Regions from separate parts of the Homo sapiens genome. Here region 2 is linked to region 1. Evidence: chromatin loops called from intact Hi-C (ENCODE). Cell type or tissue: GM12878. All regions are shown on one strand. Links, peaks and the distances in the headings refer to the core of each region. The heading gives the core; the rest is flanking DNA.

Region 1 (15,625 bases), core at 4,041-12,040:
ACATGCAGGTGACATCAGAGCAATCCTTTGTAATGCTATTATATAGCATATATTTACCTGGCTTAAAATTTAAGTATAAAATTAGAAATTGTTTACCGTCCTCATGTGAACCTGGGGAAAAAAATAAAGTTGCAATTTATGAATAATGGAATGAAAGAAACTGCTGGTGGTTCCAACAAAATTGGTCCAATTGAAAATAATTTTCGGCTGGGCACAGTGGCTCACGCCTGTAATCCCAGCACTTTGGGAGGCTGAGGTGGGCGCATCACCTGAGGTCGGGAGTTCGAGACCAGCCTGACCAACATAGAGAAACCCCGTCTCTACTAAAAATACAAAATTAGCTGGGCATGGTGGCGCATGTCTGTAATCCCAGCTACTCGGGAGGCTGAGGCAGGAGAGTTGCTTGAACCCGGGAGGCAGAGGTTGCGGTGAGCTGAGATCGCACCGTTGCACTCCAGCCTGGGCAACAAGAGCGAAACTCCATCTCAAAAAAAAAAAAAAGAAAGAAAATAATTTTCATAACTGATGAGCACATATTTATTAAGCCTTTACCATTTGTAAGACAATATGATGAGCATTTTGATAGGTTATCTACCATAAGGCCAGCATGATGCAAGGCTCTGTGAAGCTTACATATATTTTTCTATTATCAAAGAGATAATCAAATTGAAGGCTGTAAACTTTTTTTTTTTTTTTTTTTTTTTGATACAGAGTCTCACTCTGTCCCCGGACTGGAATGCAATGGCGTGATCTCGGCTGACTGCAACCTCTGCTTCCCGGGTTCAAGTGATTCTCCTGCCTCAGCCTCCCAAGTAGCTGGGATTACAGGCACCCACCACTATGCCTGGCTAATTTTTGTATTTTTAGTAGAGATGGAGGTTTTGTCTTGTTGGCCAGGCTGGTCTGGAACTCCTGACCTCAAGGGATCTGCCCACTTTGGCCTCTCAAAGTGCTGGGATTACAGGCGTGAGCCACTGCACCCGGCTGCTGTAAACATTTAAAACAGAATTTAATGTGGCCAGGCACAGTGCTTGTAATCACTGCACTTTGGGAGGCTGAGGTGGGTGGATCACTTGAGGTCAGGAGTTTGAGACTAGCCTGGCCAACATGGCAAAACCGCATCTCTACTAAAAATAAAAAAATTAGTCATGCTAGTGGTGGCACACGCCTGTAGTCCCAGCTACTTGGGAGGCGGAGGTTGCAGTGACCGAGATCGCGCCACTGCACTCCAGCCTGGGTGATAGAGTGAGACTCCGTCTCAAAAAAACCAAAAGCAAAAACAAAAACAGAATTTAATGCTACTTTTCAGAGTAGACAATATGTGATCAAGCTACCATTTAACTTGACCATTAATTTTTTTTTCCCGGAAAGAACATAATGGATTCTGGATTCTGTAGTCAGAGACCAACCTAGGTTCTGATCTTTAGTTACTAGCCATGTAACCTTGGACAAGTCATTTAATCTCTCAGTCTCAGTTTTCTCATCGGCAAAATGGAGATAATAATATTTCCTATCTTGCTGGGTTGCCCTGGGTTTTAATTAAGGCAATGTAGATAAAAGTTTTAGCATTGTGCCTAGTACCTCATAGACTTCAATTAATGTTAAATACGATATTTAGGGAAAAGATTATTTGATCAGCTATTTTTTCCAATTACAATTCATAAAGCAGCCTTGGAGATGGAAGATGTATCTTTACCTTAAAATAATGTCAATTTTTTTTTACTATTACTTTTCATTACATATTTCTGAAAACAAAAACTAAAAATGTAAAAAAGTCTTAACTAAAAGATAGATTTTGAATAGAGGCAATTAAAATATTTTATGTAAGACAGGTTTTATTTATTTATTCTTTTATTATTTTTTTTTTTTGAGAAGGAGTTTCGCCCTTGTCACCCAGGCTGGAGGGCAATGTTGTTATCTCGGCCCACTGCAGCCTCCGCCTCCTGGGTTCAAGTGATCCTCCTGCCTCAGCCTCCCGAGTAGCAGGGATTAGAGGTGCCCACCACCACGCCCACCTAATTTTTGTATTTTTAGTAGAGAAGAGGTTTCACCATGTGGGCCAGGCTGGTCTCAAACTCCTGACCTCAGATGATCCACCCACTTCAGCCTCCCAAAGTGCTGGAATTAGAAGCGTGAGCCACCACACCTGGCCTATTTATTCATTTATTTAAAAAAAATTTTTTTTTTAAGTAAGACAGGTTTTAAAATGTTGACTTGCCCCTGGCACAGTGGCTGACATCTGTAATCCCAGCACTTTGGGAGGCCGAGGCGGGAGGATCACTTGAGCTCAGGAGTTCAAGACCAGCCTGGGTGATATGGTGAAACCCCATTTCTACAAATACAGAAAAATTAGCTGGGTCCGGTGGTGCGTGCCTGTGGTCCCAGCTATTCAGGAGGCTGAAGTGGAAGGCTGGCTTGAGTCCTGGAACTGGAGATCGCAGTGAGCCAAGATTGTGCCACTGCACTCCAGACTGAGTGACAGAGTGAGACCCTGTCTCAAAAGTTGACTTGCCATAATCCAAGTTCCTTGAAATCAGAGTGGAAGAAACTCATATTTAGAGAATAGGGAAGAGTGTAGGCTGGAAGGCAGGGACTTGAGGAACTGGTCATGGCAGTCATGGAAGGTTCCTCAGAGCATACTGAGAGGTTTTGCTTCCTGCCACAGAAACTGACATTCCTGTAAGTGGAAATTCTATGAATTGACCAGAACCATAAATGAGAAGCTGAATAAGGCAAAGTTTTATATGACTGTCAAGCAATTAAAACTACAGGTCAGGCTGGGTTCGGCGGCTCATGCCTGTAATCCCAGCACTTTGGGAGGCCGAGGCAGGTGGATCATCTGAGGTTAGGAGTTCGAGACCAGCCTGACCAACATGGAAAAACCCTGTCTCTACTAAAAATACAAAATCAGCCGAGCGTGGTGGCATGTGCCTGTAATTCCAGCTACTCTGGAGGCTGAGGCAGGAGAATCATTTGAACCCAGGAGGCAGAGTTTGCGGTGAGCCGAGATCACACCATTGCACTCTGGGCAACAAGAGCGAAACACAATCTCAAAAAAGAAAAAAAACAAAACCAAAAAAAACCCCTGCAGGTCATCTGGCTTGGGCCCTTGAATGAGTAGGCATCCTTTCAAAGTTAAGGAAATAAGGCACAAAAAAGTTTAATAATTGGCACTTAATTACTAACTCAATATTCTTATTTTAAAAGTTAATAGTAGGTCTAGGCTCAGTATTTCCCACTGGCAACTTGCTGAGGGAGGTTGAATTCCATAGAGACAGTAAATTGGTGATTGATTGCCAGGGGCTGCAGGGGGTAGAATGAGGATGGAGTTATTGATTTAAATCAATGGGGATACAGGGGTGAAGAGAATAGACAAGGTCCCAGTCCTTATGGAGGTTAGTGTTTATCAGGGAGACAGACAAGTTAAACAAACATTGCAGGAGGTGGAGGGGGCTGGGTCAGCGGCACTTATGCAGGAAGTAATTTCTAAGAAGCAGTAAGTAATGTCTAAGAAGCAGTAAGTTACGGTAAGAGAGATTATGAATATAATTTACTTCCTGTCTCTATTCACCAGGAAGTAAATTATGGTGTTCTTGGCAAAGTAAACAGTATAGTTAAAGGCCCACAGATGAAACAGCACATGGTATGCTTAGGGAACTGAAAAAAGTTTAGATCAGTGGAAATGCGGTGGGGAGCAGGAAGAGGCAGATGAGGGTCAGACCACTCATGTGACAAAACAAAGGGGAACCATCAGAAGCTGTTGAAGAGGCAAATGACATGATCACATTTGCGTTTTTGAGACATCACTGCAGAATGTAGGATGGATTGGGGTGAGGCAAGGCTGGAAGTGGAAAGACCGGTTAGGAGACCAGGAAGGATAACCTTGGTGAGAGGTAGTGTGCCTGAACCAGGGTGGTAACCCTGAGGATGATGAGAGGTAGACAGGAGTAAGAGATGTGAAGTTGAATCAGCAGGACTTAGTGATTAATTGGAATGAGGTATCAGAGAAAAGGAATCAAGGTTCTGGCATGGGCAACTTGGGGCCCTTCACTGTTCCAGGAGCACAGAAAGGGAGGCGATTTGGGGAGCTTTCAGTTTAGAAATGTTACGATCATGATACTTCCAAAGATATTCAAACAAATATGCCTACTAGATGCAAAGACTTGGCCTGGAACCATCACTAGTCATCCACCTGGGGATGGTAATTGTAGCCATGGGAGGAGATCAGATCCAGGGAAAGTAGAATGAAAAGAGAAGGGATCTCTTATCTTTTGGTAGAACCATGGGGAAACACTAACAAGTCAGAGAAAGACAGAAGGGAGGAGCCAGAAAAGGAAACAGAGGTGAGGCCAAGAGGAATGAGGAGAATCGTAGGATCATCGAGTCACAGAGGCCAAGGAAAGAAGTGGTCAAATGTGTCAGCTGCTAAAGAGAGGTCAGTAGAGCAAGGACTGAAATTTGCTATTGAATTTAGTAACAAGGAAGTTGTTAGTAACTTAGGAGATTTCAGTGGAAACCCAGATTTCAGTAAGCAGATGAGTAAGTCAGGCAGTGGAAACCATTCTTTTATGAAGTAGATCTGTGACATAACCAGAGGGAAATGTGGAGTCAAATAGAGTTGGTTCTTAAAACAAACAAATAGAAAAGGTGGGACAGGGTTAACTAAGTTTAAATGAGAAAAAGAAGTCAGTCAGTAAAAAAGGGGGAGGTTCAGGGCCAGGCATGGTGAGTCACACCTGTAATCCCAGCACTTCAGGAGGCCGAGGCGAGCGGATCACTTGAGGTCAGGAGTTCGAGACCAGCTTGGCCAACATGGTGAAAACCCGTCTCTACTAAAAATACAAAAATTAGCCGGGCATGGTGGCAGGCACCTGTAATCCCAGCTACTTGGGAGGCTGAGACACGAGAATCACTTGAACCTGGAAGGCGAACTTTGCAGTGAGCTGAGATTGTGCCACTGCACTCCGGCCTGGGCGACAGAGCCAGGCTCTGTAAAAAAAAAAAAAAAAAAAAAAAAAGAGGTTAGGGGGAAGTAGAAGATACAAGAAAAAAGGATTTTAATTGATAGAACAAGATACCATAGAAGGCAGATCATTTGCTTTAGATAGGAGGAGAATAGGAGAGACCTCTCTCCTATTGTAACAGATGTGGGAAGGAGGATAGGATGCCTTGGATCCATTTAAGTTTCTGAGTTGTATGCAGTGGGTGCTGGAACCAGCTCCTACAAGCTCACAGGAGCCAATTGTTAAATTTTCAGCAATTTTGCTAATTGGTTAACCTCACATTAACAGCTGGAATTCAGCCACAGTGGGGATATTTACATCATGGAAATTAGTAAATACTATACATCAGTACTTCCCCATACCCTGACATCTGGAGAGCCAGTTATCAGGCATTTACTCATACCACTGGTTAGGGTGAGAAGGTGAAGGAGTTCCTTAATAGCATTATCTTCTCTGTTGGGGAGGAAGGCAGGCGTCAGATTTTGAGGAAAGTGAAAACGTTGAATTCTGTGAAGCACTGTGCAAAGGAGAGAGAGCCACCTAGGAAAATACTAAATGACTACCATGTCGTTTTGAGGAACCAGTTAAGGATGGAGACTATTAGTTTACAGTGCAATTGATGTGTACATTTGTAAGATTTCTTCTTGCAAAGTCAGCAGCCTGGGGATCTTAGCAGAGAAACGGATAGGTGGTTTGATCTGGAGTCGGTCTTTTTGCCTGGCACCTGTAATGGAAGAATGAAACGCAGCAAGGATGACAGAGTTTTTTGCAAAAGAGTAGTTGCAGTAATGGACCATGGAACTTAAACTGTAAAGGGAAGGAGGTGAAGGTGGGAGAAGGTGATATGCAAGAAGGCAGAGGAGTCACGTTTTCCTGGTATCACATGCTTTGAGTCCCCTTACTATCCTGGCCTCATTTTTGCAACTTGGCCCTCCCATTTGGCAACGTCCCTTTTAGAATGTGGCATCCAACTGCAAGCCCCTCAGTCTTGCACAATGTTCTAGCTTGGCCTGACCATCAAACACCACATCATTGTCCTTGTTTTAGATGTCATGCCTGAAAGATGTCGATGTCCAGCATCATTGAGAGAACTCAGAATAATTGTTAGACACGCAAGATCAATGAGCAGAAACAAGGATAGGCAGACTTTTAAAATTTATTGGAATGATCTGATACTTGAAAATCTTTTCCTCTGCATTAGCTAACTGAATGTCCAATGAATAATCATGGATTATCATAGCTAACAGAATATCCAATGAAAAATCATGGATATTCTGTAATACAATCACTCTGGCTCATCAACACCAAACATAATTGCCATGAGGACATTATTTTATGAATTATTAGAAAAGCATAAAGTACTAACTAAATAGGGAATTTCAGAGTTAATGCAAAACCTCAAAATGGCTTTCAAAGAAGCTTATTTTCTCAGAGTAGTTTAACCAATGGGAGGAAAATCACTTCTGGATTATACAGAATTTGTTCATAAGGTTTGATCAGAAGGTGACCTAGTGATGAGGCTACTAATAATGGGAGAACTACACGAAAGAACAAATCTGCTGTTATGAGGCTCCAGGGCACAGGAACTATTACTCTAATTTCAAGTGACAATGAGTTTTTATAGCTGATAGCTACTTATGTCTCCCAAAACACTCTAATGCACGTTCCTGTCAGAAATTTGTGTATTTAATAGACTATATTCCCGATGTCACCTTTCCATCAGATTTAAATGAATCGGGTATAGTGTCATGTTTTAATTTCTCAATAAATATATGTAACAGGAATTTTCCTACTGAATTAAAAATGTCATTTCAGTGAGATAACCAAATTGATGATACTCGGAATTTGCAATTCATCATGATTACTGCCAGATTTAACAAATATAATTCACTTTCTCCTACTACCCTGTGATTAGCTAGAGGTCATGGCTTTGACAAATCTAGACTCCCTGGTGCTTTGGGTATAACTCTTGCCCACGTAACTTCTGTTATTTCTTATGAGGTATATGAAGGTGAATAGCATGCAGTTTTTACACCGGGGAGGGCATTTTTCTTCAGCAAAATAATTATCTCATTGCATTTCCCACTGGAATAGCTGACACCCCCCTGCCCCTCAAAAACAGAGAAAACAAAGGCTATCCATTTTAGTCCCCTCACGCTAGGTTTTTTTCCTTACCATTTCCCCCTTGTTTTTTCCATTCTTGGGGTATTTGGATATGAGGGAAGATGAAGAGGTAACAGACTGAGAAGTGTTCATTTTTCTTGTGTCGCTCTTCACATTGGCCAGCAAGGGGAGTTGTAGGAACAATTACAGTGGTTTGAGCTGATACACTTGTGAGCATACCTCTCACGATTGGTTAGGAGTCACAATGTCTTTTGCCCTGGACTCCCTGTGTAACACAGGTAGTATTTTGTGTACCAGTCTAGTTTTCCTTTCATCTCATACTTTGCTGACCAAAAATTAATTGTGAACTTCAAAATAAAAACCTACTGAAATGGTGAGACATTGGAAATGAAGTGAGCCTTCTATGCCCAGGTGGCATAAAAATCTAATTGTAGCTTCAAGCAGCCCAAGCCCCTTTAATGCGGATAAGAGAGCATTCAACTGACTTCAATAAAAAGGGACTTAAATGGAAGGGAGGTAGCCTTGAGGAGAGCTGGCGCTGACTGCTGGGACTGAGGAGGCCATTGTTCTACATTCTCCTAGGGCTTAGGGAGATTGACAAGGCACCTGCTGCTTTCCAGAGATGAACGTTTAGGTCAGCCCTGAAAACACCCAGGCCTGAGACACTCCCCTGGCCTCTTGGCCCCCTGCCATCCAGGTGCAGGAGATTCAAAGGTACAAAGCAAAGGCATGGGAAGAGCCCTTTGGAGAGATCTGGGGAGACTGTTTCTGCTCCATGAACAATCCAGGACAGCTCTCTCCCCTTTAAATCATCTTTCATGCTTCTTAGCTCCAAGGCTTTCTATGTTCTTCCATGGATTCCTCTACTGTATCTATGCCATAGGAACATTTGATTACTAACCACTTTCACAGATCATGGTTCACTTCACTGAGTTTGGGACCAGGATCCATGAATATGTACCCTATTTAATGCCTTAATGCTGCTTTCCCAATTCCCATCCTGGCTACTGAATATATTTTGCTGTTGACTGCAAAATAGACTAAAAATCAGTAATCACTAGTTTTCTGAATGTGAAGTTCAGGTTTTTATTTCTATGTTTCTTTTGTTAAGTACTGAATAAATTTTGTGCCCTGTGCTTAGTTCTCCAACAGGCTGTGTTATATAAAGGAGAGAATCTGGGCTTAAGAATAGGAGATGTAGTCTTTCTTTTTTTTTTTCTTTTCTTTTTTTTTTTTTTTTTTTTTTTTTTTACTTTATGGTACTACAGGCACATGCCACCATGCCTAGCTAATTTTTTTAATTTTTTGTAGAGAGGGGGTCTCACTGTGTTGCCCATGGTGGTCTCAAACTGCTAGACTCAAGCAATCCTTGCACTGTAGCCTCCCATAGTGCTGGGATTACAGGTATGAGCCTCTGTGCCTGGCCTAGATTTTAGTTCTGGTTCTGCTACTTAATAGCTGTATGATGTTGGACAACTCATATAATCTTTCTAGGCTTGTCTATTTTCTCATCGGCAAAAATGGGGAGGGAGGACAAGATTCCAGTCTTGAGAGTCAAGCAGACTAGGGTTTTAAACCTATTTCAGGTATTAGCTGGATGACTTTAAGCAAGTGACAATTAGTGTTATTTTAAGGCTTTAGTGAGATAATATATGTGAAACCCTTAGCATCATTCTTAGGACACAATCAGCACTCAACAAATAATAGTTATTATAATAATCATGACAATGTCCATGTTATTAAAGTTCTTTAGAACCCTTTTTTAAGCTCTAAAATGCAATGATTTAAGTTTGAAATGTTGTGGTTGATTGCTGTAAATAAGGCTGTTCACTTGATCCTGGGCTTCTTAAGAGAATTTGGTAAGAAATAGGCTGAAATTATAGAGGACTTTGCAAAGTGCTTAGATTTTGTTATATAGTACTATAGTAACATTCAGCAAACAATGTGATTATCAGCATTGTAATAAACACAGTCATGGGCCAATTTCCTTTGTTTTTTCATAGTGTAATGCCTACTAGAAATTCTTTAAAGGTTAAACTTCATATTCAGCACACCATGTCCTCTCTACAAACCCTCTCTTCCTAATGTGTGTATACCTTTTTTTTTTTTTTTTTTTTTTTTTTTTTAATGAGATGGAGTTTCACTTTGTTGCCCAGGGTGGAGTGTAATGGCGTGATTTGTATATATCTCTAGCATGTATATATCTCTCTCTTCTAGGAGAATTTGACTCACCGCAACCTCCGCCTCCCAGGTTCAAGCGATTCTCCTGTTTCAGCGTCCCAAGTAGCTGGGATTACACGCACACACCACCATGCCCAGCTAATTTTGTATTTTTAGTAGAGATGGGGTTTCTCCATGTTGATCAGGCTGGTCTCGGACTCCTGACCTCAGGTGATCCACCTGCTTCGGCCTCCCAAAGTGCTGGGATTACAGGTGTGAGCCACCGCGCCTGGCCCTAATGTGTGTATACCTTTTTTACAGATCACAAGGTGCTTGCACAGACATTTCCTCACTTTAGGCTCCAACCAAACCATGAAATAGGTAAGATTGGACTTATTGGTTGCTTTATATAGGAGATTTTTAAAATGAAACCAAGAGGCAATAGGTCCTCTGGTTATTGAAGTCTTTAGAGGAGGGAAGAGGAGGTGTTCCAGATGTTTCATGAACAAGAGGAGAACAGTAGAAAAGGAGAATGAGGACAAATGTTATATAAAAATCTTAACTGTGAGGTAGAGGAGAGTTGGGGTGCGGTAGAGCTGGATTAGAACATTGTGGTGGGGAAAACACTGCGTCTCAGGGATTGACTGATTTACAAATAATGCTAGAGATATATACAAATCTCCTCAACTTATAATGGGGTTACATCCCAATAAAATCATTGTAAGTTGAAAATATCCTAAGTTGAAATGTATTTAATACACCTGACTACCAAACATCATAGCTTAGCCTAGCCTACCTTAAACATGCTCAGAACACTTACATTAGCCTTCAGTGGGGCAAAATCATGTAACACAAAGCCTATTATATAATAAAGTGTTGAATATCTCATGGAATTTATTGAATACTGTACTGAAAGTGAAAACAGAATGGTCATATGGGTTCTTTTTTTTTTTTTTTTTTGAGACAGAGTCTCGCTCTGTCACCCAGGCTGGAGTGCAGTGGTGGATCTCAGCTCACTGCAAGCTCCGCATCCTGGGTTCAAGCCATTCTTCTGCCTCAGCCTCCCGAGTAGTTGGGATTACAGGCAACCACCACCACTCCCAGCTAATTTTTTGTATTTTTAGTAGAGACAGGGTTTCACCGTGTTAGCCACAATGGTCTCGATCTCCTGACCTCGTGATCTGCCCACCTTGGCCTCCCAAAGTGTTGGGATTATAGGCTTGAGCCACCGCGCCCAGCCCCTATGGGTTCTTGAATTACAATTTCTACTGAATTTGTATGGCTTTCATCCCACGGTAAAGTCAAAAAATTGTAAATCAAACCATCTTCAATTTGGGACTGGGGAAAGGGGAGTAACCATGAATGGAATGAAAAATTGCAGGTGACCAGGCACCTGCACGCCTGTAATCCCTGCACTTTGGGAGGCCGAGGCAGGTGGATCACTGGAGGTCAGGAGTTCAAGACCAGCCTGGCCAACATGGTGAAACCCCATCTCTACTAAAAATACAAAAATTAGGCAGGCGTGGTGGCAGGCACCTGTAATCCCAGCTACTTGGGAGGCTGAGGCAGGAGAATCACTTGAACCCAGGAGGTGGAAGTTGCAGCGAGCAGAGATTGCACCACTGCACTCCAGCCTGGGAGACAGAGTGAGGCTCTGTCTCAAAAAACAAACAAACAAACAAACCAAAATTAAATTAAGACTGAAAGCACAAAACAAGATAAGGAATATTATGTAAGGATGCAAAATTATTTAAATAAATTTACAACGTTTAAATTATATATTTTTATTTTTTTTTGAGACAAGAATCTAGCTCTGTCACCCAGGCTGGAGTGCAGTGGTGTGATCTCGGCTCACCACAACCTCTGCCTCCCGGGTTTGAGTGATTCTCCTGCCTCAGCCTCCTGAGTAGCTGGGAGTACAGGCGTGCACCACCAGGTCAGGCTAATTTTTGTATTTTTAGTAGAGGCAGGTTTTTTGCCATGTTGGCCAGGCAGGTCTCGAACTCCTGACAAAGTGATCCACTGAATGATCCGCCCACCTGGGCCTCCCAAAGTGCTGGGATTACAGGCATGAGCCACCATGCCCGGCCACTTAAATTTTATTTACAAAAATAAGAAGAAGAAAAATTTATCATGGGCCAGGTGTGGTGGCTCAAGTCGCTAATCCCAGCACTTTGGGAGGACAAGGCAGGCAGATTACCTGAGGTCAAGAGTTCGAGACCAGCCTGGCCAACATGGCGAAACTCCTTCTCTACTAAAAATACAAAAATTAGACTGGCATGGTGGCAGGCACCTGTAATCACAGCGATTCAGGAGGCTGAGGCAGAAGGATCACTTGGACCGTGGGAGGTCCAGGCTGCAGTGAGCTGTGATCATGCCACTGTACTCCAGCCTGGGAGACAGAGTGAGACCCTGTCTCAAAAATAAATAAACAAATAAAAAATTAAAAAGTTTATCATAGACTTAACCATCATTAGAGAATTAAAAAAATTAAAAGAATGAGCAATCCATTTTAAGAGATTAGAAGTGAGAAAAAGAAAAAATAACCAAACAAACAAGGAAGAGGTAATTAATAATGGCGAAAGTGGAAACCAATTAAATTTTAAAAACCAAAATGATAGGACAAATAAATCTAAAATCTGTTTTTTGAAAACATCAGTGAAATAGGTACCCCTCCCCTCCTCCCACCTTATGCTCACTGACAGGAGTAGCAAGAGGCAAAATGAGGAAAGAGAAAGAAGTCATATTCACAGACATAGGAAAGATGAAAGGAGTTGTTAGAGGTCACTTCATGCAGTTCTATGGCAGCAGTTTGAAAACAGAGGAAATGAATGAGTTCCTGGGTTAAAAAAAAAAAAGTGAGTAAAACTGACCCCCAAAAGAAGAAAAAAATGTGAATAGGCCAATTACTATAGAAGAGACTGAGAAGGTGATTGGAAATCTATCAAAAAAGGCCACCAAAACCATATGGCTTTCCAGCTGAGTCTATCTGACTTTAAAAGAAGAGATAATTACAATATTTACCATTCCAGAAGAAACTCTTCTAATTCATTTTGTAAAACAGTAAACTTGAATACCAAAACCGGAAAAATATAAGACCTGCCACAGTTTGATGTGTCCCCTCCAAAATTAAGGTGTTGCCAACATGATAGTATTAATGACTAGGTCATGCGGGCTCCTCCCTCATTAATAGGACTAAGGTCCTTATGCAAAGGACTTCACTCAGCATTTAGCTAGATTGCTCCTGAACTCCTCTGCCATGTGAGGACACAGCTCCCTCCCAGGATGCAGCTTCATCAGACACCTGAGCCTACCAGTGCCTTGATTTTAGACTTCCTAACTTCCAGAACTGTGAGAAATAAATTTCTGTTCTTTGTAAATTACCCAGTCTCCAATATATTGTTATAGCAGCACCAAACTAAGACAACAACATAAAACTATAAAGATCTCACTTATGAGTATAGATGTAAAAATTCAAAATAAAATATTAGCAAGGTCTAACTATGTAGCAAAAGCATAATATGCTATGAACAAACAGGATTTATTTCAGAAATACAATAATGGTTTATTATCAAATAACCTATTACTTAATCTATTGCATCAATAATCAAAAAGAAAAATATAAGCATATAAATAAATGCTAAAAAGTTATTTGATAGAATTCAGTGGCCATTCCTGATCAGGAATAAGAATATAAGGAAAACTATAGATGGCCCCTGACTTATGATGGCTCGACTTATAATTTTTGACTTTATGATAATACACAGTTATTCTGTTTTTCCCTTTCAATACAGTATTCAATAAATTACATGAGATATTTAGCACTTTATTATAAAACAGGCATTGTGTTAGATGATTTTGTCCAAGTTTAGGCTAATATAAGTGTTCTGAGCATGTTTTATTTTTTATTTTTTGCATTCCCTGCCTCCCTCCAACTCTGCATGTTTAAAGTGAGCTAGGTGGCTGGGTGTAGTGGCTCATGCCTGTAATCTTAGCACTTTGGGAGACCGAGGTGGGTGGACGACTTGAGGTCAGGAGTTTGAGACAAGCCTGGCCAACGTGGTGAAATACAAAAATTGGCTGGTCATGGTGGCACGTGCCTGTAGTCCCAGCTACTCGGCAGCCTGAGGCAGGAGAATCGCTTGAACCCAGGAGGCAGAGGTTACAGTGAGCAGAGATCACACCATTGCACTCCAGCCTGGGTGACAAGAGCAAAACTCCATCTCAAAAAATAAAAATAAAAAAATAAAGTGAGCTAGGATAAGCTATAATGTTTGGTAGGTAAGCTGTATTAAATCCGTTTTTGACTTACTTTGACTTGGGGTTGTTTATCAGAACATAACCCCATCATAAGTTGAGAAGCATCTGTACTTAAATGTGCTTCAGAATGGCAAAACTCAGCAAACAAATATGCAATGGCAAAACACAAATACCATTTTCATTAAAAAATGAGATACCTACCATCACTAAATATTATTTACATTGCCTTATAGTTTTTTTCAAACAAAGAAATTAAAATATCTGTCATCTATATAGGAGAAAATGAAACAGGAGCTTCACTTTATACCAAAACAAAATAAATTCCAGGAAGATTAAAAACTTAAATGTAAAAACAACACAGTGAAGTTATCACACAAAGAAATCCAGGTTATTATATGTTCAATCTAAAAGCTGAGAGGATATTCCTCATCTTATCCTTTAGATTTTAGATTGGCTAAAAAACTCTGAAACTCTAATAAAAAATGCAGACATACTTGACTATATACAAATGACAGCCTTTGTATGCAGAAAATATAAACAAAATAATAGACAAACAATGGACTTGGAAACATGGACTTTGGCTTTTTCTATGAACATCATTTACACAATCAGAAAAAAAGATAATTTTTCACTGTGGAAAATGAATCTGATTAGATCTAGAGACTCTCTGAGAAAATAAGTATGTACACATATAATTTAGTACACAGTATCAGTGTCTTCATGACTGCTTGAATCCCATCCATTCGTACTAGGGGAGTTCATGCATCCTAAATTAAGAATGCCTCAACAACAACAACAAGGCTGGGGGCAGTGGCTCATGCCTGTAATCCCAGCACTTTGGGAGGCTGACGTGGGCAGATCAACTGAGTTCAGGAGTTTGAGACTAGCCTGAGAAACATGGCGGAAACCCTGTCTGTACTAAAATTACAAAAATTAGCCAGGTGTGGTGGTGTGTGCCTGTAATCCCAGCTACTCGGGAGGCTGAGACAGGAGAATCACTTGAACCTGGGAGGCAGAGGTTGCAGTGAGCCGAGATCCTGCCACTGCACTCCAGCCTGGGCGACAAAGTGAGATTCTGTCTCAAAAAAAAAAAAGGTGGGGGGCGGTGCTGAGTGCCGTGGCTCATGTCTGTAATCCCAGCACTTTGGGAGGCTGAGGCAGGAGGATCACTAGGTCAGGAGTTCAAGATCAACCTGGCCAATATGGTGAAACCCTGTCTCTACTAAAAATACAAAAATTAGCTGGGTGTGGTGGCACACACCTGTATTCCCAGCTACTCCAGAGACAGAGACAGGAGAATCGCTTGAACCCAGGAGGCAGAGGTTGCAGTGAGCTGAGATCGCGCCACTGCACTCCAGCCTGGGTGACAGAGTGAGACTCCACCTCAAAAAAAAAAAAAAAAAGAAAAAAAAATTACCTGGCTGGGTGCAGTAGCTCATGTCTATAATTCCCAGCACGTTGGAGGCTGAAGCGGGCAGATCACCTGAGGTCAGGAGTTCAAGACCAGCCTGGCCAACATGGGGAAACCCCGTCTCTACTAAAAACAAAACAAAACAAAAATGGCCTGATTAAAATTGGGCAAAGAACTTGAATCGAAAATGCTCCAAAGAAGAGAAGAGAGAATGGCCAACATGCATATGAAAAGATGCTCAACACTGCTAATCATTAAGGAAATACAAATCGGAATAACAATGAGATATCATCTCATACCCATTAGGATGGTTACTATTTTTAAAAAAACACAGAAAATATGTAACAAGTATTGACAAGGTTGTGGAGAAATTGGACCTCTTGTATACTGTTGGTGGTAATGTAAAATGGTATTGCTGCAATGGAGAGAAGCATGCTGGTTCCTCAAAAAATTAAAAATAGAATTACTAGATGATGCAGCAGTTTCACTTTTGGACATGTACCAAAAGAATTAAACTAAATCCTAAAGAGATTTTCTTGCACCTGTGTTCACACAGCATTATTCATAGTAGAAAGACGTGGAAGCAACCCAAGTGTCTCTCAAGGGATGAATGGATAAACAAAATGTGATAATATACATACAATAGCATATAGCCTTGAAAAAGAAT
Region 2 (15,625 bases), core at 2,527-10,526, 290 kb after region 1:
AATACACAGCTCTCTCTATACAATGACAGCTCCTAAAAGTTTTCTTTAATAATTTAAAATCTTCACTGTATTTCCATTCCTACAATTAAAAAGACTCCCTTAAAAAAGAAAAGAAGAAAGCTGTGTTCACCAAAGAAATACATGGAGTTTGTCAAATTCCATATAACAAGGAAATCAGGTGGAGTTAACGGTGCAGGAATGAAGCAAAAGAACGTGAGGTTTTTACCAAAAATGAGAGCAGCTTCGCAAAACTTCAAAGCTGTCGGGGTACTGATGAAATGGAAGTACTTGCTCATTCTGATTTTTTTTTTTCTCTCCTAACTCACTTCTGGTTTTTGCTGCAAGACAACTTGACTATTTTAGACAAATGTAGGGCTGCTGCATTTCCAGAACGCCTCCATCCTATTTCTCATTTAAACCACCTCCCCTTCCCCGTGGCCTATTAATGCATACTTGCAAGGCTGCGAAACACAACCCAAAAGAGGCAAGATCCAGCGGTTCCCCACTCACGCTTCTTTCTGCTTCCCCAGGTTTCCGCCAGCTGTGGATGCCTTTGACATTATGACCGCAGAGGATTCCACCGCAGCCATGAGCAGTGACTCGGCCGCCGGGTCCTCCGCCAAGGTGCCCGAGGGCGTGGCGGGCGCGCCCAACGAGGCAGCACTGCTGGCGCTGATGGAGCGCACGGGCTACAGCATGGTGCAAGAGAACGGGCAGCGCAAGTACGGCGGCCCACCGCCCGGCTGGGAGGGCCCGCACCCGCAGCGTGGCTGCGAGGTCTTCGTGGGCAAGATCCCGCGCGACGTGTACGAGGACGAGCTGGTGCCCGTGTTCGAGGCCGTGGGCCGCATCTACGAGCTGCGCCTCATGATGGACTTTGACGGCAAGAACCGCGGCTACGCCTTCGTCATGTACTGCCACAAGCACGAGGCCAAGCGCGCAGTGCGTGAGCTCAACAACTACGAGATCCGCCCGGGCCGCCTGCTCGGCGTGTGCTGCAGCGTGGACAACTGCCGCCTCTTCATCGGCGGGATCCCCAAGATGAAGAAGCGCGAGGAAATCCTGGAGGAGATTGCCAAGGTCACCGAGGGCGTGCTGGACGTGATCGTCTACGCCAGCGCGGCCGACAAGATGAAGAACCGCGGCTTCGCCTTCGTGGAGTACGAGAGCCACCGCGCGGCTGCCATGGCTCGCCGCAAGCTCATGCCTGGCCGCATCCAGCTGTGGGGCCACCAGATCGCCGTGGACTGGGCCGAACCTGAGATCGACGTGGACGAGGACGTGATGGAGACCGTGAAGATCCTCTACGTGCGCAACCTCATGATCGAGACCACCGAGGACACCATCAAGAAGAGCTTCGGCCAGTTCAACCCCGGCTGCGTGGAGCGCGTCAAGAAGATCCGCGACTACGCCTTCGTGCACTTCACCAGCCGCGAGGATGCCGTGCATGCCATGAACAACCTCAACGGCACTGAGCTGGAGGGCTCGTGCCTGGAGGTCACGCTGGCCAAGCCCGTGGACAAGGAGCAGTACTCGCGCTACCAGAAGGCAGCCAGGGGCGGCGGCGCGGCTGAGGCAGCGCAGCAGCCCAGCTACGTGTACTCCTGCGACCCCTACACACTGGCCTACTACGGCTACCCCTACAACGCGCTCATTGGGCCCAACAGGGACTACTTTGTGAAAGGTTAGTGGGGGCTCTTCTCCTGGGTGGGGCCCCCAAGAACGTTGCCTCCTAGGCAGGGGGCACCAGGGATACCGTGGCTGGCATTTGCTGAGCTGGTAGGTGCTGAAGGCCCTCCCACCCCCGTTTTGGGTTTGCATTCTGGGTCTAATTCTTTCCTGGCACCGAAGGCCGTCACTTATGCAGCACTGATAGAAATACAGATCGTTCTGGGGTGAGCGGTAAAATCACAGGAATATGCAAGTGCTGGAATTCTTCCTTGCCGAGGTCCACCGGGTTAGGGGCTAGTCCACCATTCTCTTGGTGCTTACGTTAAAACCTGCTTGTGATATTAAATCTTAAGATGTTGGTGGAGTCCGTGATTTTTAATTTTGTTTTTTGTTATCACTGATTAGGATATAATGACACCCAGCATAACCTGGAAAATAAGATACATAGGTTCTGGGTCCTGTTCTCTGATTAACTGGGTCTGTGACTTTAGTTAGTCACTTTAATCTCCCCTGGCCTGTTTTCTCAAGCATGAAATGAGGAAGGTGGACCAGCAAATCCCCTTCCAAAGCTAACTTTAAAAAAAATTATTTAATAGTATATATATATGTATTATATATATATATATGTATTTTATATATATATATGTATTTTATATATATATATATGTATTTTATATATATATATATATATATTTTTTTTTTTTTTTTTTGAGACAGGGTCTCACCATGCTCCCCAGGCTGGTCTTGAACCCCTGGGCTCAAGCCATCCTCTCGCCTCAGCCTCCCAAAGTGCTGGGATTACAGGCATAAGACACCACACCTGGCCACAGTTTTTTTTTTGGCGGGGGGGAGGGGGTGGTGGGTAGTCTATGAATGTTTTTCTTTACTGAAATTGCAGATACAATCCTAGAAACTCACCCTGCAAGTTTGCCTCTTGTACTAAGAAGACATGCTTAGGATGCAAATCTAGGCTGAAATAGAATGTTGGAAGCATCTTTACCAGCCTATTAAAGAGCAAAGGTGTAGCCACCTGCAATTAAGACTGGGGCAGTTAAATGCCGAGAACCGAGGGCTGAGGTCTGCCTCCAGCACCGTCACTGTTGGTTGCTGATCATCTTTTGTGTTGTTATTACAAGCAGGCAGCATAAGAGGCCGAGGGCGAGGTGCAGCTGGCAACAGAGCCCCAGGGCCTAGGGGTTCCTACCTCGGGGGATATTCTGCTGGTCGTGGTATATATAGCCGATATCATGAAGGGAAAGGAAAGCAGCAAGAAAAAGGATATGAACTGGTGCCGAATTTGGAAATCCCTACCGTCAACCCAGTTGCCATTAAACCTGGTACAGGTCAGTATGAAGCAGATTGAGAATGCTCCCATTCAGCATAAACCCCAGCCCTTCTGTTTGAAGTGAATCCAAGCGTTTTTCAGGCTCTCACATCTGCACAGGGGTTCCTCTTCTCCTAGGCAGCTAGAGACAAGGCAAAAATAAAGTGACCCCCTGGACCTCCTTATCTAGAACTTCAGGGGATGGTGTAGCTTTGACTATGTTCAAATCAAACTTGCCTGAGTAAGGTTTTTTTTTGTTTGTTTGTTTGTTTGTTTTTTTTTTTTTTTGAGACAGAGTCTCGCTCTGTCGCCCAGGCTGGAGTGCAGTGGCATGATCTTGGCTCACTGCAAGCTCTGCCTCCTGGGTGCACACCATTCTCCTATCTCAGCCTCCAGAATAGCTGGGACTACAGGTGCCCACCACCATGCCCGGCTAATTTTTTTTTTTTTTTTTTTTGTATTTTTAGTAGAGATGGGGTTTCACCGTGTTAGCCAGGATGGTCTCGATCTCCTGACCTTATGATCCACCCGTCTCGGCCTCCCAAAGTGCTGGGATTAGAGGAGTGAGCCACTGCGCCTGGCCATGCAGTAAGGTTTTCAAAGGGCTGTCACCCATTGTTAGGTTTTGTCTCAGTCTGTGGCTAAGTAAGGAGAGTTGTAGGGGGAAGAAAGGAAGAACATGAGGCTCTCTGTATCTTCTATCAGGTAAAACCTGTCTTTTCCTTACTCAGGCCTATTTCTGCCCCGACCATCTGAAGTCGGAGGGTAGAGCTTATTGCCCCATTCTGAGAGTTGTTTGGAAGGGCAGAAAATTCCCCTTCAGGAGTAAGCAGCACCTTTTGTCCCTTGTCATGGTCTGAGCAAATAAGAATGCTTGAGGACAAGGCAGTGGTGAAAGTTTTGTTGTTGTTTGAGATGGAGTCTTGCTGTGTCACCCGGGCTGGAGTGCAGTGGCATGATCTCGGCACACTGCAACCTCCACCTCCCGGGTTAAGCGATTCTCCTGCCTCAACCTCCCGAGTAGCTGGAACTACAGGCGCGCACCACCATGCCTGGCTAATTTTTGTATATTTAGTAGAGATGGGGTTTCACCACATTGCCCAGGCTGTTCTCGAACTCCTGACCTCAAGTGAGCCACCCGCCTGAGCCTCCCAAAGTGCTGGGATTACAGGCATGAGCCACTGCACCTGGCCTTTGCTGAAAATTTTTGCAGCTAATTCCCTGGTTTCTCATTTCCAGCACTCATTTCCTCCTCTAGTTGGATCAGTAGATTGGGAGTAGGGATGCTCAAGTATTTCAAGCCAGGGACCCTGAACTTAGCCTTCACCTCCAGGCCCTACAAACCTGTTTATTAATGTCATTAGTGCCCATGACCATCTAATGTGAGGCCGGTCTTCTGATCCGAACCTGCAAAAAACATTAACTCCATTGTGTGAGTCTATCACAAACTCACGTAGCACCCTGCAGAAGCATCCAAACACATGGAAAGCTCAGTCCGTGGGTAATTGGCACGACCCTCCTCCAGACCCCTCCTGGCTTCAGCAGGAGGAAGTTGAAGAACTGTTTGGAGCCCAGCTACTCTGATTTTCTTCTGGTTGAGATTGTACACTTCTCTCCCTAGCTAAAATAGAGTCAAGGAATCTGTGCATTTGGGACATAGGTACACATTGGCCTCATAGAGTTAAAAAGCATTTCCCCAATTGAACTTTCTTTTGATGATTCTAGTAATGATTTTTTTTTTTTTTTTTTTTTTTTTGCCTGTGTAAAAATTCTGCAATTTCTGCAGTTAAGTGACTCCTTAGACTAGATTGCCTTTTAAATGTCATTGGCACTGTGGGCAAAGTAAAACTGATCCCACAGCTCTGTAACTTAATAAAATAGAGCCTGGATATGGGAGTCGTCGCTTCTACTTGTTGAGAAGGGAACTCCCTTTGGCAAGTTACGGTAGCTTAAGGTTTAACAAGAGAAAAGAACTGTTAAATAATCTTTAACTATGTAAAGTTGTGTCCTGGAGCCTGAGGTAGAAATTCCTGTGGGCTGATAGCCAGAACAATTCATTTACTTCATACAACCCCTTGTAGCTTAAACTCACAACCCTCTCTGGGCCCCATCGATTGGCGTCTATTTCTGATCATCCAGAAAATGAGAACATTGTATTTTAGGAGAGGCACCAGGGTGGTGGTGAAGTATCTGGGCACAAGACCAGTGGAAGATATGGTTGGAAAGGCAGGTAAAAGATTTGATTAAGGTTTTAGGTATATTTTATCGAATGGCTGTACCATTGTTTAGCTTACAATCATTTGTCTCTTTACCTTTGATTGAGTCTGTCCTATTTAGAATAAATGTACCTACAGTTGGAGAAAACCAGAAATAGAAAGATTCTTTGTGTACACATTTCATATTTTTGTTTGTCCTTTCAACACACACACACACACACACACACACACACACACACACCCCCGCCCCACACACACACACTCACACAAAAGGGCTGATATCTTTTCCTTTTGATCTCTTCTTACTGTACCTTGACATTCAATAGCTGCTGTTTGAATCTCTGGTTGAAATCATAATTTTGGACTTTACTTGCAGAAATTCTTTGAATTGGGAGGTCCCACTAAAAGCCAATCACTCCACATCTTCACTACTTTGCGTGGGCATGAGGAAACTGGGGAATGTGCTATTTTTTTTTACCATGTGTTTTTCCTTGAATCGGTAATGTTGAAATCTGAAATACAGGGTGGGGAGGATGTACACAGGTCTGAGTTCTCAGAATGAAACCCTCAACAGCACCTGTTTCTTAAATAGTGGTGAAAGTGAAAAAAAGGCAGTGCGGCTGGTAATGAGTGAGGTGAGTAGGAAGGAACAGGCAGGCCCAACTCTCACAGGCAGTAGGCTTCAAGCCTCTGATCTCACTTCTTCGTCTAAGCCTGTTTTCCCATAGTCAGAGGCCCTTTCTTGCTCAGTAGGACATCAAGAATAACATTCAAACTGTGATTTTTCTGTAGAAATAGTAGAAAATATTGGTGCAAAAGCCTTACTCTAGGGGTCTCTTCCACAACAGGCAGGGGGAGTTACCTGCCACCACCCATCCCTTCCTCTAGGGAGCAGGCATCTGGGTACATGGCTTGTACTGAGAGAACAATAGTGAGCATGGAGAGGCCCAGGACCTCTAAACGTGGTTTTAAAAAATATCTTAGGCTGGGCGCGGTGGCTCACACCTGTAATCCCAGCACTTTGGGAGGCCAAGGCAGTTGGATCGCTTGAGCTCAGGAGTTCAAGACCAGCCTGGGCAACGTGGCGAAACCCTGTCTCTACAACAGCAAAAACAAAAAGCTGGGCAAGGTGGCCTGTACCTGTAGTCCCAGCTACTCAGGAGGCTGAGGTGGGAGGATCTCTTGAGGCCAAGAGATTGAGGCTGCAGTGAGCCTTGATCGCACCACTGCATTCCAGCCTGGGCCACAGAGTGAGACCCTGTCTCAAAAAAAAGAAAAGTTTTTAAAAAAATAAAAATAAAAAATATCTTAGAGCAAGTGCTGGACCCCACTCAGCGACTGAAAGTGATTGACCTGTTTTTCCTTCTTGCTTCTCTTGCAGTAGCCATCCCTGCCATTGGGGCTCAGTATTCCATGTTTCCAGCAGCTCCAGCCCCTAAAATGATTGAAGATGGCAAAATCCACACAGTGGAGCACATGATCAGCCCCATTGCTGTGCAGCCAGACCCAGCCAGTGCTGCTGCCGCCGCAGCCGCGGCCGCAGCCGCCGCAGCCGCTGTCATTCCCACTGTGTCGACGCCACCACCTTTCCAGGTAGAGTTCTTATTGCAGGCATTGTCATTTGTGTGTGAAGCCTCTCTTTAACATGGATTCATTTAGTATTCAGCACTGAGAATTTACTGTGTGCCTGGCTCTCTGTTACAGCTATGGTTGGGTGACACAAAGCATTTTGAATTTGAAGCATGACAGAAAAAAAAATTTTTAATTAATTGTACTACCCTAATAATATCATTGTATTAAGGGTGGTAATCAATATGCAAAAATTATGTGTAATTTTTCACAGTGTCATAATATTGTGCATATATTTTTTTAAAATAGCACTGGATAATTTTTAGCTCATATTGTTAAAGAGCTGACACACAAAGTCCAGGGAGTGATTTCACATTTTCACATTTCAAACTGCAGCTCAATGAAGATTTTTTAAAAAAATGTTAACCCCCGTGTGTGTGTGTGTGTGTGTGTGTGTGTGTGTGTGTGTGTAAAGAGAGAGAGAGAGAGAAAGAACATCTGTATAGATACGTAAAATTTTGTGCTGGGTACAGTGGCTCATGCCTGTAATCCCAGCACATAGGGAGGCCAAGATGGGAGGATCACTTGAGGCCAGGAGTTCAGGACCAGCCTGGGCAACATGGTGAGACACTGTCTCTACAATTTTTTTTTTTTAAATTAGCCTGGCATGGTGGCATATGCCTGTAGTCCCAGCTACTGGGGAGGCTGAGGCAGGAGGACCACTTGACCAGCCTTGAGGTCAAGGCTGCAGTGATCTGTGATTGCACTACTGCACTCCAGCCTGGGCAACAGAGTGAGACCCTGTCTCAAAAATAAATTTACAAAATATGCCCATAATCCTCTCTTCCAACCATATCTCCCACTGTTCCCCTATCTCTTCCCAAACTCATCTTACCATGTTGGCCTCCTTCCCCACCTTTTTCATAGTGTATCCTGGTTTCTTTATTCTCATCTCTTCCATAGAATCTTTCCCATCCACCTCCTAGATAAATTTTCTCTCTCTTTTTTTTTTTTTTTTAGACGGAGTCTCGCTCTGTCGCCCAGGCTGGAGCGCAGTGGCGCCATCTCGGCTCACTGCAAGCTCCGCCTCCCAGGTTCACGCCATTCTCCTGCCTCAGCCTCCCGAGTAGCTGGGACTACAGGCGCACGCCACCATGCCCGGCTAATTTTTTGTATTTTTAGTAGAGACGGGGTTTCACCGTGTCAGCCAGGATAGTCTCAATCTCCTGACCTCGTGATCCGCCCACCTTGGCCTCCCAAAGTGCTGGGATTACAGGCGTGAGCCACCGCGCCCGGCCATGAAATTTTCTCTCTTGTACTCCTGATTACTACATCATTACTTGGCCTATGGCTGCCAGTGTGTTCTATCTCCCAAGGAAAATGAAGCTCCTACAGACCAAAGACTGTGTCCTGTTTCTTTGTATCTTCACCTTATAGGACATAGGGAGGACATCCATTTAACAGAAGAAAATCTTGTTAAAGCTGTTTTCTGTGAGGCAGTGAATCATGAATACCGATCACAAGTACTCAGGCCCAGGATCCCTTATCCAATTGAAAAAGAATTATCCAGGCCACTTTTTTTGATTTTTGATTTTTGATTTTTTTGAGACAGTCTCACTCTGTCACCCAGGCTGGAGTGCATGGCTCACTGCAACCTCAACCTCCCTGGTTCAAGCAATCCTCCCACCTCAGCCTCCCAAGTAGTTGGGACCACAAACACGCACCACCATGCCCGGCTAACTTTTTTATTTGTAGGGACAAAGTCTTGCTATGTTGCCCAAGCTGGTATTGAACTCCTGGGCTCAAGCGATCCTCCCACCTCAAGCTCCCCAAGTGCTGGGATTACAGGCATGAGCCGTTGCCTACATTTTTTAAAAAACAGAGATTCTTAGACTCTAATCCCTGAAGATTCCAATTCGGTCAAACTGGGCTGGAGTCCTAGAATTGATATTTTGCACAGCTCCTCAATGATTCTGAAACAGAGCCAGGCCTGTGACCCTCCACAGTAGGATGCTGTTTACTTGCTTTTGCCCACTCTGAACACTAGTCTTGACTGCATTATTCAGAAAGGGCAGACTAATTGAAGCTTATTTATCTTTCAGTATGTCATTAAGTATTCTTTAACTTGGGATCTCTGAAAGACAAAAAGAGGAATTGGTTGTAAATGACACTGTAGAATAACAACTAAGTATAGTTATAATACTTGTGGACTGACGGTAAATATTTACTATAGCGTAGCAGCAGTACTTAGTGGAATTCTGATAATAATTTCTAATTCTCCTTTAGTAAGAAATTCATGAACACTTGTCTTTCATGTGCACTGTGAGTTCTGGTCAGGTCCAAATTCCAGGCACCATAATCATGTCCTGACTATTTCTGTCTCCTATCAGTCCGCACTGGCTGTTGCCATCAGGGTTTTTTTTTTGTTTGTTTTTGTCTTTTTTTGTTTGTTTGTTTGTTTGTTTGTTTGTTTGTTTTTTGCGACGGTGTCTCGCTCTGTCGCCCAGGCTGGAGTGTAGTGGCGTGATCTCGGCTTACTGCAACCTCCGCCTCCCAGGTTCAGGCGATTCTCCGGCCTCAGCCTCCTGAGTAGCTAGGACTACAGGCACGTGCCACCATGCCTGGCTAATTTTTTGTATTTTTTTAGTGGAGACGGGGTTTCACCTGTTAGCCAGGATGGTCTTGATCTCCTGACTTCATGATCCGCCCTCCTCAGCCTCCCAAAGTGCTGGGATTACAGGCGTGAGCCACCGCGCCCGGCCACCATCAGGGTTCTTATTTGCAGTCTTTGCTTATCCTCCCCTACCTTCGATCATCCTCCCCTACCTTGTAGGCGCTCAGGGGTGTTCCTATTTAGCCAATTTAACAACACCTCTTGGTATAGTTAGAGCAAGGATAACTGCTCCTCCTTGACAGGAGGGAAGACTGCAGGGACTCTTCACCTGAATTAGAGGCACTTTTTTTTTTTTTTTTTTTTTTTTTTTTTGAGATGGAGTCTCACTTTGTCACCCAAGCTGGAGTGCAGTGGCGGGATCTCAGCTCACTGCAACTTCCGCTTCCAGGGTTCAAGCGATTCTCCTGCTAGAGGCACTTTTTAGGGATGGGTAAATGTTTCTCCCACTACCATCATTGCATTTTTCTTTATTCCTGCTCTTTGATGATGCTGTATTAATGCAATTGTATACTGGTCCCCCCTTATCCTTGGGGGATACATTCCAAGACCCCCAGTGGATGCCTGAAACACAGATATTACCAAACTAATAATATACTATGAACGAATTTTTTTTTCCTTCTTCACAATTTCACAGATAGAAAATTTCTTTCTTACTGTAGTTCTTAGCAACCTCAGCATAGGATTTTTTTTCTTTCCTTATTAAGTAGAGAACTTTCCCCTTTTCATTTACAGGAAGGCCTTTAGTGCTCCTCGTTGGCATATCCAAATTGCCAGCATTACTACTCTTGCACTTTGGGGCTGATATTAAGTAAAATAAGGGTTCCTTGACGGTCAATCTGATAACCCAGATGGCTATTAAGTGACATGGGCATGGAGCACAGACAGTGTCGTTTTCCTGGACAAAGGGATGATTGGTGTCCCGGGCAGGATGGAGAGGGATGACATGAGATTTCATGGAGCTACTCAGAAGGGTGCACAATTTAAAACTTATGAGTTATTCATTTCTGAAATTTTCAGTTTAATATTTTCAGACTTCAGTTGACCGCGGGTAACTGAAACCATGGAAAGCAAAACCAAGTGCTTCCCCATATATTCTCATTTTACAGATAAGAAAATTAAGGCCCAGCAAGGAGACAGAATTGCTGGCCGGGAGTAGAATTGGGATTGGGAGATCAGATGCCTGATCTCTGCATGCTTTGTCCTTATAGTGTGGTGAATGCTATCATAAAAGGGACATCACATGAATGAAAAGAGAAGCCATGGGTTTGGGGACCTACTCTTGATTCCAGGCCGTAAGCCAGTGCATGTCTATGTGCAAAACTTGGTGTTGGAGTGGGCAGCCTGAACCCAGGTGTTGGGCCGTCCTGTAGCACATGGAAAGGTCTCTCTCACATGTTGCCTTCCCTGCCATTTCCTCTCCCTTTTTGCACTGGTTATTAAACCTACGTCCACACATGTGGAAAAGGTGACTTGTGTCTTGCTGTGAACCACAGTCTTTCCAGTTCTGGAGCTCCTCTCCCTGGTTGTAAAATGTCACTGATGAGACACTCATTGTTTAGGGTTGTAAGAAGCAAGTTAACGTAAGGCTAAAAGTGCAGGCTCCAGAGTCACACATTGCATTGCTTAAAAGCTGTGTCACTTTGTGCAGGTCATTTAACACTTCCACACAACTCCATATAATCATAGTACCAACTCTACTGGTGGCTGTGATGATTCAATACTGTCATACAAATAAGGCACTTAGAATAGTGCCTGAGTTTGGGGGTTTGTTTTGTTTTGTTTTGTTTTGTTTTGTTTTGTTTTGTTTGAGACAAGGTCTCACTTCCATTGCCCAGGCTGGAGTGCAGTGGTATGATCCCAGCTCACTGCAGCTTTGAATTCCCAGGCTCAGGTGATCCTTGCACCTCAGCCTCTTGAGTAGCTGGAACTACAGGAGTACGCACCGCCATGGCTGGCTAAGTTTTGTATCTTTTGCAGAGACAAGGTTTCGCCATGTTGCCCAGGCTGGTCTCGAACTCCTGGCCTCAAGCCATCCTCCTACCTCAACCTCCCAAAGTGCTAGGATTACAGGCATGAGCCACCTCACCCAGCCTCTGAGTTATTAATTGTTATAATTATCATTATAATTATAAATTAAAATTATTATAAATTATAATTACTATTTGATTATAGTTTTAAAAAGTAATCTTAGGCTAGAAGTTCCTAAGTTCCTTTGAGCACAATTTTGGAACTCTGATTTGCAAATTTTGTAACAGAAATTAGAGCTAATTCCTTTATAAAAATCCAGGAAGAAATAATTATTTTAATTCACCATTTCACATATGCTGAATTGTTTATTTTGAAGATGTATTAACATATAGGGAGACCATACCAGCATTTACTACCAGGCATTCTATGGCTCATGAGGTGCACCAAATATTTTGTTAAATGAATGTTTTATTTTATTCAGAATCTCTTTTCAATGAAGCATCTCACAGAACTAGTTCCATGGCAAACACTTTGGGAAATACTGAACCACAGTCTTCCCATTCATACTCCTGTTTGTTCTGAAAACATCTTATGTTGCACTTTCAAGTAGACAGAAGGAAGTAGCAGGGGCTTTTCTAGAGCCAGTGGTGGCCGTCAACAGTTCAGGCAACTTTACTTAGCTTGTCCTTGCCCACTTCTTCCTCATTTGGAAACTGCTCTTTATCCTTCAAAACTCAGCTCGAATATCCCCGCTGCTGAGACATTTTCTCCAACTTCCCCATTAGTTGGTTCTTTCTCTAAGCTTCTACAACAATTTGTATACATTAATGGTGTCATCTCTTAGGTGGGAGGTGATGGAAACCATCACATTGGCTGAAAATTGTGTATGGTCACAATTTTTTAAGGTCACAGCTTAAGAAGCTGTCCCTTTGGAGATCAGTATATTTGGTTTCTCTAAGTTGACACAGTCTGTTCCTCTCTCTGTCTCTGAGACAGATCATATTCCATCAGTTAAGTATGAGTTGAGGCAGCTGGCATGTATCTAGAGGCCATGTTTAAGGAAAAACACTGATTTTTAATTACTGTGAAATCAATTGTGTGGATGGTAGATTCTCCGCTGCCTTCTCTAGCTCACTCTGGGGCATAGACTGATTGAGTGGAATGGTAAGTAGAAGATTCCGGAATACAGTACAGAGAAGGTCCTCCTTATCCGCAGTTTCTGCATCTGGATTCAACCAACCGTGGCTTGAATAAAGACAATAAAAAATAACAATACAACAATAAAAAAATACAAATGTCAAAATACGATATAACAACTATTTACATAACATTTGCATCATATTAGGTATTATAAGTGATCTAGAGATTATTTTTAAAGTGTATGGGTCCCAAGACTTTGGGAGGCTGAGACAGGAGGATTGCTTGAGGCCAGGAGTTCAAGACCAGCCCTGGGCAACATAGTGAGACCTTGTCTCTATGAAAAAAAATTTTTTTACAGTATACAGGAGGATGTGCATAGGTTAAATGCAAATACGCCATTTTCTCTCAGGGACTCGAGCATCTGAGGATTTTGGTATCCACGGAGGTCCTAGAGCCAATCACCTGTGAGGATACTGAGGGGCAACTGTATTTCACCTTTCCCTCAGCCTTCCAGGCCTCTCACTTTCACAAGGTGGCATCACTGAGTTTGAGGATGCAGCTCCACCTTACCTCTTCAGTGGCTCTTCTCCCACTTGCTTACAATAATTGCTGTTTGCCCGCCCCTCTGCCTTTCTCTCCCTTGCTTTTGTGTCTTTGTATTCCCGTCTTCTGGGAGAGGCTTGTTGAATGAATGGATGATAGGTACATACACGTGTTCAGGAAGGCTCCTTTTTGTCTCTTCTCCTCAGGGCCGCCCAATAACTCCAGTATACACGGTGGCTCCAAACGTTCAGAGAATTCCTACTGCCGGGATCTACGGGGCCAGTTACGTGCCATTTGCTGCTCCAGCTACAGCCACGATCGCCACACTACAGAAGAACGCGGCAGCCGCGGCCGCCATGTATGGAGGATACGCAGGCTACATACCTCAGGCCTTCCCTGCTGCTGCCATTCAGGTCCCCATCCCCGACGTCTACCAGACATACTGAGGCTGGTGACCAGCACGAAGACAGACCACACAAACACCACTGAAGGAACGCTTGACTATTTATGAAGAAGGAACATGTTGGATTCACACATGCAACCTGAAAGTGAAGAATGTTAGCAGATTTATTTCTGAATTATTTTATATACATGAAGTTTTCACTAGTTTTTTAAGACTATTTTCAACTTAGCATGCCTACGTTCATACATTTCCAAAAGACTTGCAATGGTTCGTGCCTTCATTCCATCTTTTAAAAATTTGTATGCTGTACTACATTTGTATAGAGGTTTTTGTTGTTGTTTTTTTAAGGATATATTTTCAGTATGAAGGTTATTTTCTTAACTTCTGCACTCCAGAGATTTCTATTTTGTAGTACCTTCAATAATATATCAACTATATATTAAAAAAGCACACTTGAGGAGCTAGGGAACTATTTTGAAAAATATATACAATATTTAAAGATACAAACAGTAGTGCTTAAAAATACTACATAAAGCATTATTTTAAAGGTTATACTGGAAAGTGCAATTTTAAAATGAGTAAAACCTCTGTATTTCTGCTGGCATTAAGGGTTGATGGTGTTACCATGTATCATCATGGCGGTACTATTTTTTAAAAGAAATTAAACACTGGATCTCTCCTTAAGCCAACATTGAAAAGACTTGCCGCACTTCTGAGTCCAAACACTGGAAAGCTCTCCTTTGCCACCGTTAGCCGGGGCTCATTCTCCATGTGCCTTAGCCTTAAACATGCCCCCACTCCCACATCTCTCACCCTGTCCCCTCCTCCCCAGATTCCCAATCCCACCGCAATGTTTGGCAAGCCTAGGACTGATAAGTAGCTCTGATAGAGGAGCTGGTGGCTTTTATACTTCTTCCTGGGTTTTTGTTGGGGTTTGTTGTTTCGTTGTTTTTTGTTTTTTTTTTTGTTTGGTTGGGGAAGTATTGTCTTCTACGTGTGCTATTTTCAGTAGCAGAGTAAGCACAAGGTTTTAATCGAGTTGCATAAGACACCTTTGCATAGCTATTTAATTGCCCAATGTAAAACTTTAATGCCATTTCTAATGCTTTTATTCATTTTTGAAGTATGAGTTTGTAGGGACAAAGAATGTATGTTATCGTAGACAAGACCCCCAGAGACTCTTTTCAGCAGAAAGTTATGCTTCTAGTTGCCTTACCATGTTTCTTGCAAAACTGTCCATGGTCCTCAAGGGTGTTGGAAACATTATGTTTATTAAATGGGCCTCTCTTCCTTTGCTGTGCACTTGATGGGTGAACTGGATTGGGGTGTGCACATCCAGGAGGAGGAGGAGAGACCTGTAGAAGTTTAAAGATAGTTTGTAAATATCTTCTAATGCTTGTTTTTAGTCCTTTTATGTTGGAGAAGTTCATGGTATGTAGTTTAATGCAAAATGAAACCATTTTATTTCAATGTTATTAAAAAGGTTTGTTTTATTAGGAAGTTAATGTATTGTTGCAGTGTTTTGTGCCTGTTTAAAGGCTTTTGTTTAGCAGAGTGAATGTAAAATACAGTAAAATGTTAAGATTGTCATCTACTTTTTAAAAAAAAATATCAACTTGGAATTGTTTTTTAAAGGCTCAATCAAGGAAGTGAGGTGTGCAATAAGGTAGCAAGTAAAACGCAGTTGCGTTTTTATGTCATGTTAGAGATCCATACAATTTTCCACTCACGGGATTTTTGTTGATGGCTGAATTCTTGTGGATTCATAAGAGGATCATGCCCTTAGCAAGTACTTTTGTTTTGTTTTAAATTAAGAGATTCCCAAATGCCTTTTTCCCCCTCATCTTGAAATGAGATGAGTTTTTATGTGTAAGCAATATTTATTTAACTATTCTATAAAATTATTGAGTGCCTACTGAGGCCTTTAAGCACCGCTAACATTCCTTTCCATCATTCTTTTAAATGACATAAAATAATTGTGCAATGTTCCTGATGATGTACCCCACAAGCTGCATTCAAACTCAAATCTGTGGGAATGAGTGACTCGACAAAATGTAATTCGGATCAGATCCTCATCCCCTGACTGTGTGAAAAAAGTACTCTCCTTCTAGTGAAGG

The links. A loop is a pair of places that touch in the nucleus more often than their neighbours do. Peaks named below come from ENCODE experiments on the same cell type or tissue, not always from the same donor. Only the 100,000 strongest peaks of a DNase experiment are listed, where the experiment ranks them.
Region 2: it touches region 1 in a loop (6-fold over the local background); 3 of 110 quality-filtered maps call a loop at or near these places.

What each region holds. Positions count from the first base shown.
Region 1 is chr4:40,710,893-40,726,517 of GRCh38, reverse strand. No RefSeq gene overlaps it. Among named protein-coding and RNA genes, the nearest start is that of NSUN7, 31 kb to the left of the region's middle. In GM12878, for the core only: a CTCF peak has its summit at 7,294; a DNase peak (open chromatin) is centred at 7,317; H3K27ac peaks cover 316 bases.
Region 2 is chr4:40,423,830-40,439,454 of GRCh38, reverse strand. RBM47 (RNA binding motif protein 47) reads left to right here. Exons shown (of 7, transcript NM_001098634.2): 4 at 531-1,684; 5 at 2,808-3,014; 6 at 6,593-6,804; 7 at 13,312-15,625. The coding sequence starts at 562. The coding sequence ends at 13,551. It overlaps RBM47-AS1 (RBM47 antisense RNA 1), which reads right to left and starts at 13,322. Exons shown (of 2, transcript NR_199039.1): 1 at 13,273-13,322; 2 at 11,873-12,667. RefSeq lists enhancers at 5,467-5,736, 12,834-14,033. In GM12878, for the core only: no CTCF peak of the experiment used is centred there; a DNase peak (open chromatin) is centred at 5,794; H3K4me3 peaks cover 261 bases; H3K27ac peaks cover 1,644 bases.